3 separate regions of the Mus musculus genome follow, and all the other regions are linked to region 1. A link is a contact called in ENCODE POLR2A ChIA-PET data. All regions are on one chromosome and are shown on one strand. The core of a region is the stretch at or near the end of the contact, and the rest is flanking DNA. Distances in the headings are between cores, read along the strand shown. Region 1 holds the start of Mnt (max binding protein). Region 2 holds the start of Sgsm2 (small G protein signaling modulator 2). Region 3 holds the start of Srr (serine racemase).

What was found. ChIA-PET counts read pairs that join two places held with the same protein, here RNA polymerase II (POLR2A).
Region 2: POLR2A ChIA-PET joins it to region 1 with 37 read pairs in Patski. The contact joins the promoter of Sgsm2 here to the promoter of Mnt in region 1. POLR2A ChIA-PET finds 5 or more read pairs at or near these places in 4 of 5 experiments (Patski and embryonic stem cell).
Region 3: POLR2A ChIA-PET joins it to region 1 with 18 read pairs in embryonic stem cell. The contact joins the promoter of Srr here to the promoter of Mnt in region 1. POLR2A ChIA-PET finds 5 or more read pairs at or near these places in 3 of 5 experiments (Patski and embryonic stem cell).

Annotation. Positions count from the first base shown.
Region 1 is chr11:74,829,493-74,832,192 of GRCm38, forward strand. It overlaps Mnt (max binding protein), which reads left to right and starts at 1,432. Exons shown (of 6, transcript NM_010813.3): 1 at 1,432-1,909. The coding sequence starts at 1,837.
Region 2 is chr11:74,895,781-74,898,480 of GRCm38, forward strand. It overlaps Sgsm2 (small G protein signaling modulator 2), which reads right to left and starts at 1,289. Exons shown (of 23, transcript NM_197943.3): 1 at 1,045-1,289. The coding sequence starts at 1,101. It overlaps Tsr1 (TSR1 20S rRNA accumulation), which reads left to right and starts at 2,300. Exons shown (of 15, transcript NM_177325.3): 1 at 2,300-2,435; 2 at 2,597-2,700. The coding sequence starts at 2,339.
Region 3 is chr11:74,924,599-74,927,298 of GRCm38, forward strand. Srr (serine racemase) reads right to left here and starts at 1,350. Exons shown (of 9, transcript NM_013761.5): 1 at 1,021-1,350. It overlaps Smg6 (Smg-6 homolog, nonsense mediated mRNA decay factor (C. elegans)), which reads left to right and starts at 1,256. Exons shown (of 19, transcript NM_001002764.2): 1 at 1,256-1,405. The coding sequence starts at 1,318.

The DNA.
Region 1 (2,700 bases), core at 182-2,681:
AGTAATTGCATCGGCTTCGTTGTGCCCATAATATTCTAGTGCTTTTCAATGCTAACTGTACGAATGGAGATTGTATGGCTTTCCACCAAAGAGAGTTCCAGATGTAGGATATTTTTGTTGTCCTAATCAAGAAGATGTAAGTGCTCAGCCCCCTTCCTGAACTGCAGTTTGATAGTTCTTCACTTTTGCGAGGACCCGAGGTGGTAAGAGGCAGCTGGCGGTTGAGAGAGGTCTGACTAGACTACGAGTTGCTCAATGAACAAGGAGCAGTTGGAGTAGTCCCTTCACTTGGGCCTCAGTTTTCTTACCTGCAAAGTGCAATGATTTGGGCAAGCTGACTTCAAAGATCTTTCTGACTGTACCTAGGGACAGTCCTAAGCCCTGCAGCCAAGATAAAGACTGACTGGCGAGCTTAGGAGAGTGCGCGGTTCCAACCCAACACAGTGAGCGACCCCGCCCCGCGCCCAGCGGGCCGCTAGGGTAGCGCGCGGCTTCCGCCCTCCACGTTGTTGTTCCTGATTTAGGCCACGCCTCCTCGGCCTGGGCTTTGGACGCTTCTCCTTTTGATTACTGGTGCCGGGGCCCAACAACGAGGTGCCCTCTAGAGTGGCACACTTTTAGTCCCCACCCATATCAGAAACCGGTGGACAAAGAATTTAGGAGAAGGGAAGTAAGCCCTGGTTTTGAATGGGAGGGTAATGTAAAGCAGGGGATGGACTGCGGAATTCCCCTGTAGGTGTCTCACCCTTCCGTCACCCGGTGGCCCTATCCGCACCCGCTAATACGACCCTGTAGACACTGTCCCTTTAAACCGAAGGCTGGCGGCGCGGGGTGTCCATGTGGAGCTGCTCCATGCCGTGTTGTCCTGCCCGCCCATTGGCGGGCGGCCTGGTGATGTAGCCTAATAGGATGCGAACGCACTGCGGGGGGAGGAACAGAGACAAAATCCGGAACGGGATCAGCTCTCCCGTCCCTCTGTCAGGACTCTAGCAGCCTGCTGTCAGCTCCGCCCAGGGGCGGATCCCGGGGGGAATTGCGACAGACCGGACGGCTGCGGGATTTAGGTCGTGTCTACGTGGGGCGAAGAGACCTAGGGGTCAGACTATAGGTCTCCCTGACCTGTGTCACCGCTGTCTCAGCTAACCGAAGCCTTGGGCTTCCCATTCTCTCAGCAAGGCAGATCCCGCCGTGAATGCCCTAAGCACGCAAACCCCGTTTAACTTGTGGCTGGCCACGGAGAGGAGGGGCAAGTAGGGAAAGCGGAAACAGCGAGGAAGCCTGGTTCCATCTTCTCACCCCCACCCAAGCCACGTGTGCGCGCGCGGTGGGCGGGGCCATCCCTGGCGCGGCCCCGCCCTCAGTGAGACGCCGCGGCCCTGCGGGCGGGGGCTCCGGTCCGGGCTTTGGCTGCGGCCCCGGTGTAGTAGCGGGGGCGGCGGCCGGGGGCAGCGCGGCTCCTTCCCTTGTTGTGTGTGTCGGTGCCTCCTCGCCATCTTGTTGCAAAGCCCTTTCTTGTCGGCGGGACTCCGGGGGCCGCGGGGCGGGAGGCATCGGAAGGGAGGAAGAGGAAGAAGGAAGGAAGAAGGCAGTGCCGCCTTTTTTATTTTTTGCATCAAAATTTTTTTAATTTGCAAATTTTTATTTTGCAAATATTTTGGGAGACATTGATTTTTCTCCCCGTGCTCCCCCGTTCTTTTCTGAGGAGTGCGCTGCGCCGCCCAGCCCTGTCGCCCCCCGGAGGTGATCCCTCCCTCCTGCCGGCCCGCCAGCCTGACCTGTGCTTGGCTCGCGGGCCGCAGCCTCGGCCCCGGCGCGCCCCCGGCTGCTCTCGCCGCGATGAGCATAGAGACGCTACTGGAGGCGGCCCGCTTCCTGGAATGGCAAGCGCAGCAACAACAGAGAGCACGTGGTGAGCGGCCCGGCTGGGCCCCTGGGGCACTGGGCAGAAGGGGAGGCCAGTGACCCCGATCCCTGAACCCACTGGAAATCGCAGGGAGGCCCCTCTATGGCGCGACCTAAAAAGCCGGGCACAAACTCCCCGCAAGAGCTGCCGTCCGGGAGGAGTGATGCGAACGTTGAAAATAATTAATGAATTCATTAACATGCAAAGAAGGACCCAGTTTCTGCGGGTACCACCCTAGCTGACTGGCACCCCCGTACACCTTCAGTGGGGGGCCCCTTAGTTGTGGGCGGGCGGCGCCCTCGCTACCATTGAGGATGTGTGAACCGGGGGATGGGGAGAGGGATGTTGATGTGTGGGGGTGGCAGACCCGCGTGTGCTTGCGTGTGAGCACCAAGATGATGTGTGATGGGAACCGGGGAAGAGCGGATGAACGGACCTGTACACGGGTGTGTTTGTACAGCACACGAGTGGGCGTGTGCGTAACTGAGTGGGGGTGGGGAATACTCTACGCCGAGCTGCTCTTCGGATTCCCTGGCCTGGGCTGGAGGGTGCGGGGAGCGCTCCCGGCAGATCTACGCGCTGCTTGGGGCGGAGGCGGCCTTTGCAGAATGAAATGACATCGCGTGTCTTATGATCCTGGCCAGCCCCGCCTGACCCCGCCTCCCAGAGCTGGGCTGGGTCGCACGTCTAGCTTTGGCTGAGAGCTGCGCTGATTGGGTGCATGTGAGTGTCCCGCGGGTCGCTGGGGGCAGCCCTAGGCCCCCCTGCCTTGCCCTGCTTTAGCCGGTGTGGAATGT
Region 2 (2,700 bases), core at 39-2,538, 66 kb after region 1:
ATATGATACATTTATGTATGTGAGAGAAACAGTATTATCCTATTTTAAAAAGAAACTAGGAAACCAAGACTTGAGTTTAAGTAACTTTACTCAAGTTCACAAGTAAAGCTCAAGTAAGTCTGGACAACTCAAGACTATCTCACCAAACCTCAGTTTCCAGGATCAGCAGCTATATTTATTAGAGTGCCTACCAGTGTGCCAGGCTCTGGAAACAAAACAGTGAACAAGCAGACAGGTTTTTTGTTTTGTTTTGTTTTGTTTTTGCCTTCCATAGTTCACACCTGGTAGACCCAGCTAGAGAGGCAGGCTGAGGAGGGAGGCCTCACTCATCTCATCTACACTGCAGGCTCTTTCACAAGCTGGTGAGTCATTCGTATGAGCAGCCCCCCCCTCCCAACCCCCGAAATTGAAATGAGCTTCTAAGCAGCGTCAAGGTAAAGGGAATTAGTGGAGAGAAACTCTTGTTTCTGAAGGATTTCCCTCAAAAGGGCAAAAATAATCTGAGTCTTAAAAACCATTCTTAAAAATACCCGAGTTCCTGGGTAAGGAGGTGGGCGTGGAGGGAGAAACGGTGAGGTGTGCAGCGAACCCTCTGCTAGCCACGACTCACTTGCCAGGGGAACACAAGAGGGCGGTGTGTTGGACACCCGAGGGCGAAGCCCCTGGAACTGTGGCTCGCAGCCTCCAGGAGGCCCGTGGGGACCCCGCCCCCTCCCCGGGCAGTACCCGCAATGAATGGGCAACTCGGGTTCTCCAGCAATCGCCGCCACCCCTCCCCCGATCGCGGTCTCCCCGCGCTGCTGCCGTCACTGGGCGGGGAACGGGAGCACCGTGGAGCAAACAAGCCCCAGGGCGCAAGCCTGACCCTGGCCGAGGGCGCTGCCCGGGACATGCAGAGAGGGGCGTGGGGCGCGGCCCGCCCAGGACCCCGCCCCCGCCTGGCACGGTGGGCTGGCAGCCGCGCGCGTGGGTGCCTCCACCTCTCTGCTCCCGAGCCAGCGCGGGAGGGGTGCGAGCCCCTTGAGACCTTGCCCCGGACCGTACCTCCTTCTTCACGTTCCACAGCAGCTTTTCTTTGACCGCGTCCTCTGCGCTGCCCATGGTGCGGCAGGTGGCGGGCAGGTGGCACCGAGTGGCCCCCCGAGCCCCCGGTGCGCCCTCACCGCCTCCGCGCCTCCCGACTCAGCGCCCCACACGCGAGGCGGAGTCCCCGCCCGCTGCGCTCCCCGCCTGCAGCCGCCGCAGCCACTGCCCGGTGCTCAGCTCCGCAGCCATCTTCCGAGCCCCGCAGACGTCAGGCAGCAGGCCCGGCCCCTTCCCACTGCCGGCAGGGAGGGGGTGTGTGCGCCGCAACTGGGGAGGTGGGGGGGGGGGTCAAGGGCGGGTGCGGACGCCTGGGGGCGTCGGGGCCGGGCGCGCGCCGCAGGGACGGTTGTCATGGCGACTGGCCGGCTCCCGCCCCGAGGGCGCGAACCCGCATTGTGAGCGCTGGGAAGTCAGCCGCTCCGGCCTGCGCCGCGCAGCGGGCGGACTTTGGGAATGTGCTTGTGTCTGGGCAAACCTCAACCACCGTGACCGCTCCCGACTTCTGGCCCCTGGGAGAGGAGCTATACGGAGCCAGGGTCTCGGCTCTGCGTCACTGTGGTTCGAACCTGGTCCTGTCACTCCTCCGGATCCTGTGGAGTGTTCATATATTACTTGCAGCTCAGTCGCAAAGCTTGCAGGAGGAAAGCAAGGACCCGACTGTGAGCTCCTAAGAACAGGTGCCCGAGCGCAAGGGGAAGTCTTCGCCCTCCTCCGGGTCGCCGACATCCGCTTTGGTTCATCTTGCAGATTTGTGGGAAGAGGGGGGCGCGAGTTGGAATAAGAGACATTCCAGAGCCGGTGACACGAGCCCCTTCTAAGTGCTTCGCGTTGGAAATTAGAGTAATAGAGGAAAGGAAAGGCCACTCAGGTACAAATGTCACCCCTTTGTACAGTTCACTGGGACCGCAGAGAGCGGCGTGCAATAGTCTACGTGAAAAGACTTTTATTTCTTCCCACGTGATGCAACTGAAGCGTGCAAAAATGGAAAGATGGGCGCAAAATTGACCTCCTAATCCAGAGCCGGAGCCGGGAGACTCCTGCCGGCATCCTCCATCTCTCAGCAGAGGACTGCAGCGTGGGAAAAGGCACCACGACGTCTCTGCGGACACTCAGGGCGCTGCGCTTGCAGGCTGGCGGCAAAAAACCTCGCGAGAGGTCGCGGAAGTGCTAAGCCTGAAGTCCGTCCCCAGGGCCGGAAACGCTCGGGTCCGCCCGGAAGTAGAGTTCACTTGGTGCACACGTGGACTGCAGAATGGCGGCTCACCGCTCCGGGCCGCTGAAGCAGCAGAATAAAGCTCATAAAGGCGGGCGGCATCACGGCGGTGGGTCCGCACAACGGGACAGCAAAGGTGAGTAGACAGGAGGGAGAGGGGCTGCTTAGCCGGTACCCGTGCCCACACCGAGACTAGACTTGGGACCCTTGCCCAAGGCTCTTAAGCGGCGCAGGAAGGTTCTTGTTGGTTGATTTGACTGAGAGGAGAAGAGCAGCCACTTCCGATCTGCCTTCCAGGCCGGGTAGGACCGAAAATCCTCTGCAAGAAGCTGAAGAGGCAGCTCAGCCGAATAGACCAGAGGCATCGCGCCAGCCAGCTCCGAAAGCAAAAGAGGGAGTCG
Region 3 (2,700 bases), core at 100-2,599, 95 kb after region 1:
TCTCTTTTTTGGTTTTTCGAGACAGGGTTTTTCTGTATAGCCCTGGCTGTCCTGGAACTCACTTTGTAGACCAGGATGGCCTCGAACTCAGAAATCCGCCTGCCTCTGCCGGCCCCTCCTCCCCCAGTGCGGGATTAAAGGCGTGCGCCCGGCATTTTTCTCTTTTGATGGTGAAATATCTGTCACATAACAGGAACTGTATGAGTACTATCAAATATTTTATACTATGATCAAGGCATAACTGGTTATTACTTTTTGAGGTCTAAAGGGTCAATGACTGTGTGAGACAGGGAAGAAGGAAAGACTGGAGAAAGGCAGTCTTTGGATAGGAAGTTTCTCCACCCCACCGTTTCTAATAGGAGTTAATGGTCAATGAGCTTAAAGTACCCATCTTCTAGTCTAATTAACTTTTTGCTTCCTTTTTGGGGGACAAGGTCTTCTAATATGTTGCCTTGATTAGCCTCAAATGTGCTATGTTGCCCAGGCTTGAACTTGCAATGCTCCCACCACAGCCTTTGAAGTACCGTGAATATAAGAATGAGCTATTTTTACCAGCATCAGTAAAAATTTAAAGATGTAAAGATGGGAGAATTGACTTGAGTACTAAAAAAGTAATTTTAAAAAATTCTCAATGCTAACAGTAATTCCCAGATCGAATAATTTCCTTCTTTTTTTACCTCCACACAACGACCTCCAGCAAGTCTTAGGGATGAACTGTCATAGACTTTAGTACTCTGGTACAATCAAACGATACACGGAGCAATTTACTTCTTCCACTCTCTGAGATTCCGTTTACCAGTAATGGGGATAATAATAAAAGATATTTAAACTCCACAATCCAGGCCTACGGTAAGGAGACTTCGGCCTAAAATGATCGGAGGAGGCCGGGTTGTAGGATGTCTCCGTCAATCCGAGCCCCAGATCAAAAGCAGTGTCCTCGGTGGTCACCGCAGCAATACTGGCATCCCTAGACCCGAATGCCCACCTGACATGGGCGAGTCACACCTGGCTGCGCCTCACCTCGCCTCCAGAGCGCTGCGCCTCCACCTCCGAGCCTCGGCGGACCGTCCTAGCTTTACACCTCTGCGCACGCGCACACGCCGTCTCCGCGGCCGATTCGCCCGCTCCGGCAAGGCCCTAGTTGAACGTGCTGAATGCTTTTGCTCCCAGTGCGGCCACCGTCGTTTGGGGAGGGCAGGCAGGAGGGGGGCGGGGAAAAGGGTGGGAGTGGGTGAGCGCGCGCCGCCCGTCCGTCGTGGTTTCCTGGCTGCGCGCGGCGGTGGCCGAGTCGCCGCAGCTGTAGCAGCCGCCGCGAAGATGGCGGAGGGGTTGGAGCGTGTGCGGATCTCCGCATCGGAACTGCGAGGGATCCTGGCCACTCTGGCTCCGCAGGCCGGGAGCAGAGGTGAGTTGCGCCGCCCAGCTGCTGGGCCGGGCCTGCCCGCCCCGCCTCCCTCTCCTCTGCCTCCTCCCCGCCCCGTCCGCGGCGCTCCGAACCCCCGCCCCTTCCCCAACAGTGCGCCCGGGCCTGCGGCGGCCCCTGGGAGACAGCGAGGCTGTCGCTCCGCTCCCTCGGGCCCTCGGGGCAGAGCCCAAGCGCGAGTTTCAGCCTCCGCCCTCTTGCTCGGCGCGGCGCCGTGGTTGTTCTCCGGTGCCCTAACCCTCTCACGCCAGCGCCTGAGTTCCAGTCCGGAGGAGACACGAACTGGCTTGGGTGCTAGGGTCCGGTAGAGGCCCCGAGACGTATTGTTCCCAAAAGAATAGTCTGTGTATGTGTACCTTTCCGTAGTCCTCCGTTCCGCGTCGGAGAGGAGGAGCTGGGGAAATTGAGGAGAAAGGCTTAACAGGCTAGGACTTCCTTTGCTGAACTTACCCCCCCCCCCCACCCCCCAAGGCTGGTTTCTAGTGCTAGGCCACTGGAGGGATCCAGGACCTCAGAGAGCTGACTCGGTTTTGTTTTGGTCTTGGCGTGTGTGGGAGCAGTTGTGATCAGAGAGAATGCTTAATTTGCCAGTCTCCATTCGCATCAGAAAAGCGCGAGAAATATTTTGGTGTCTGGTCTCCTTCATTAGCCAGTGTTGCTTAGGATGACAGTTACAGAAGATACCTTCTCTAGGATTGTGGCTAGAATTTGTGAGGTTGGTTTTTATTGGCCAACTGAATTGGATTAACCAGGCTGTTTTCTCTCTCTCCTCTGGAAAATAGTAGTCACCACCTCTCCTGGCTCCGCCCCAAAACTAAGTTTAAAAGTTTACTCAGGGTGCTGAGGTTAAACGGCTTTATCTTGGTTCACATTTGGTGGAGAAGCTAAACTTTTGCCAAGGCAGCAGTATCTTTTATTTTGTGTTTGTTTTTCTTTTGAGACAAAGTCTCACCTTGTAGCCAATACTGGCCTTGAATTTACTGTGTAACCCAACCTGGCCTTGAGTTTGGATACTTTTCCTGACTGAAGCCTTCAGAGTGCTGGAATTATATGCATATGCCACCATACCCAACTTTCAAGTCAGAAACCTAAAATTTTAGTTTCGCCCCCACCCCATCCCCCAAACAAAAGTGGGTATAGATGCAGGTGTATAAATACTTGGCTACCAGCTTGTTTGCATTTGTATATACATTATAATTCTGTACTAGGATTTTATATAACTTGAGTACTGGATAATATTCTCACTAGTTCCTGTCACTTATGAACTGTTTAGTAGG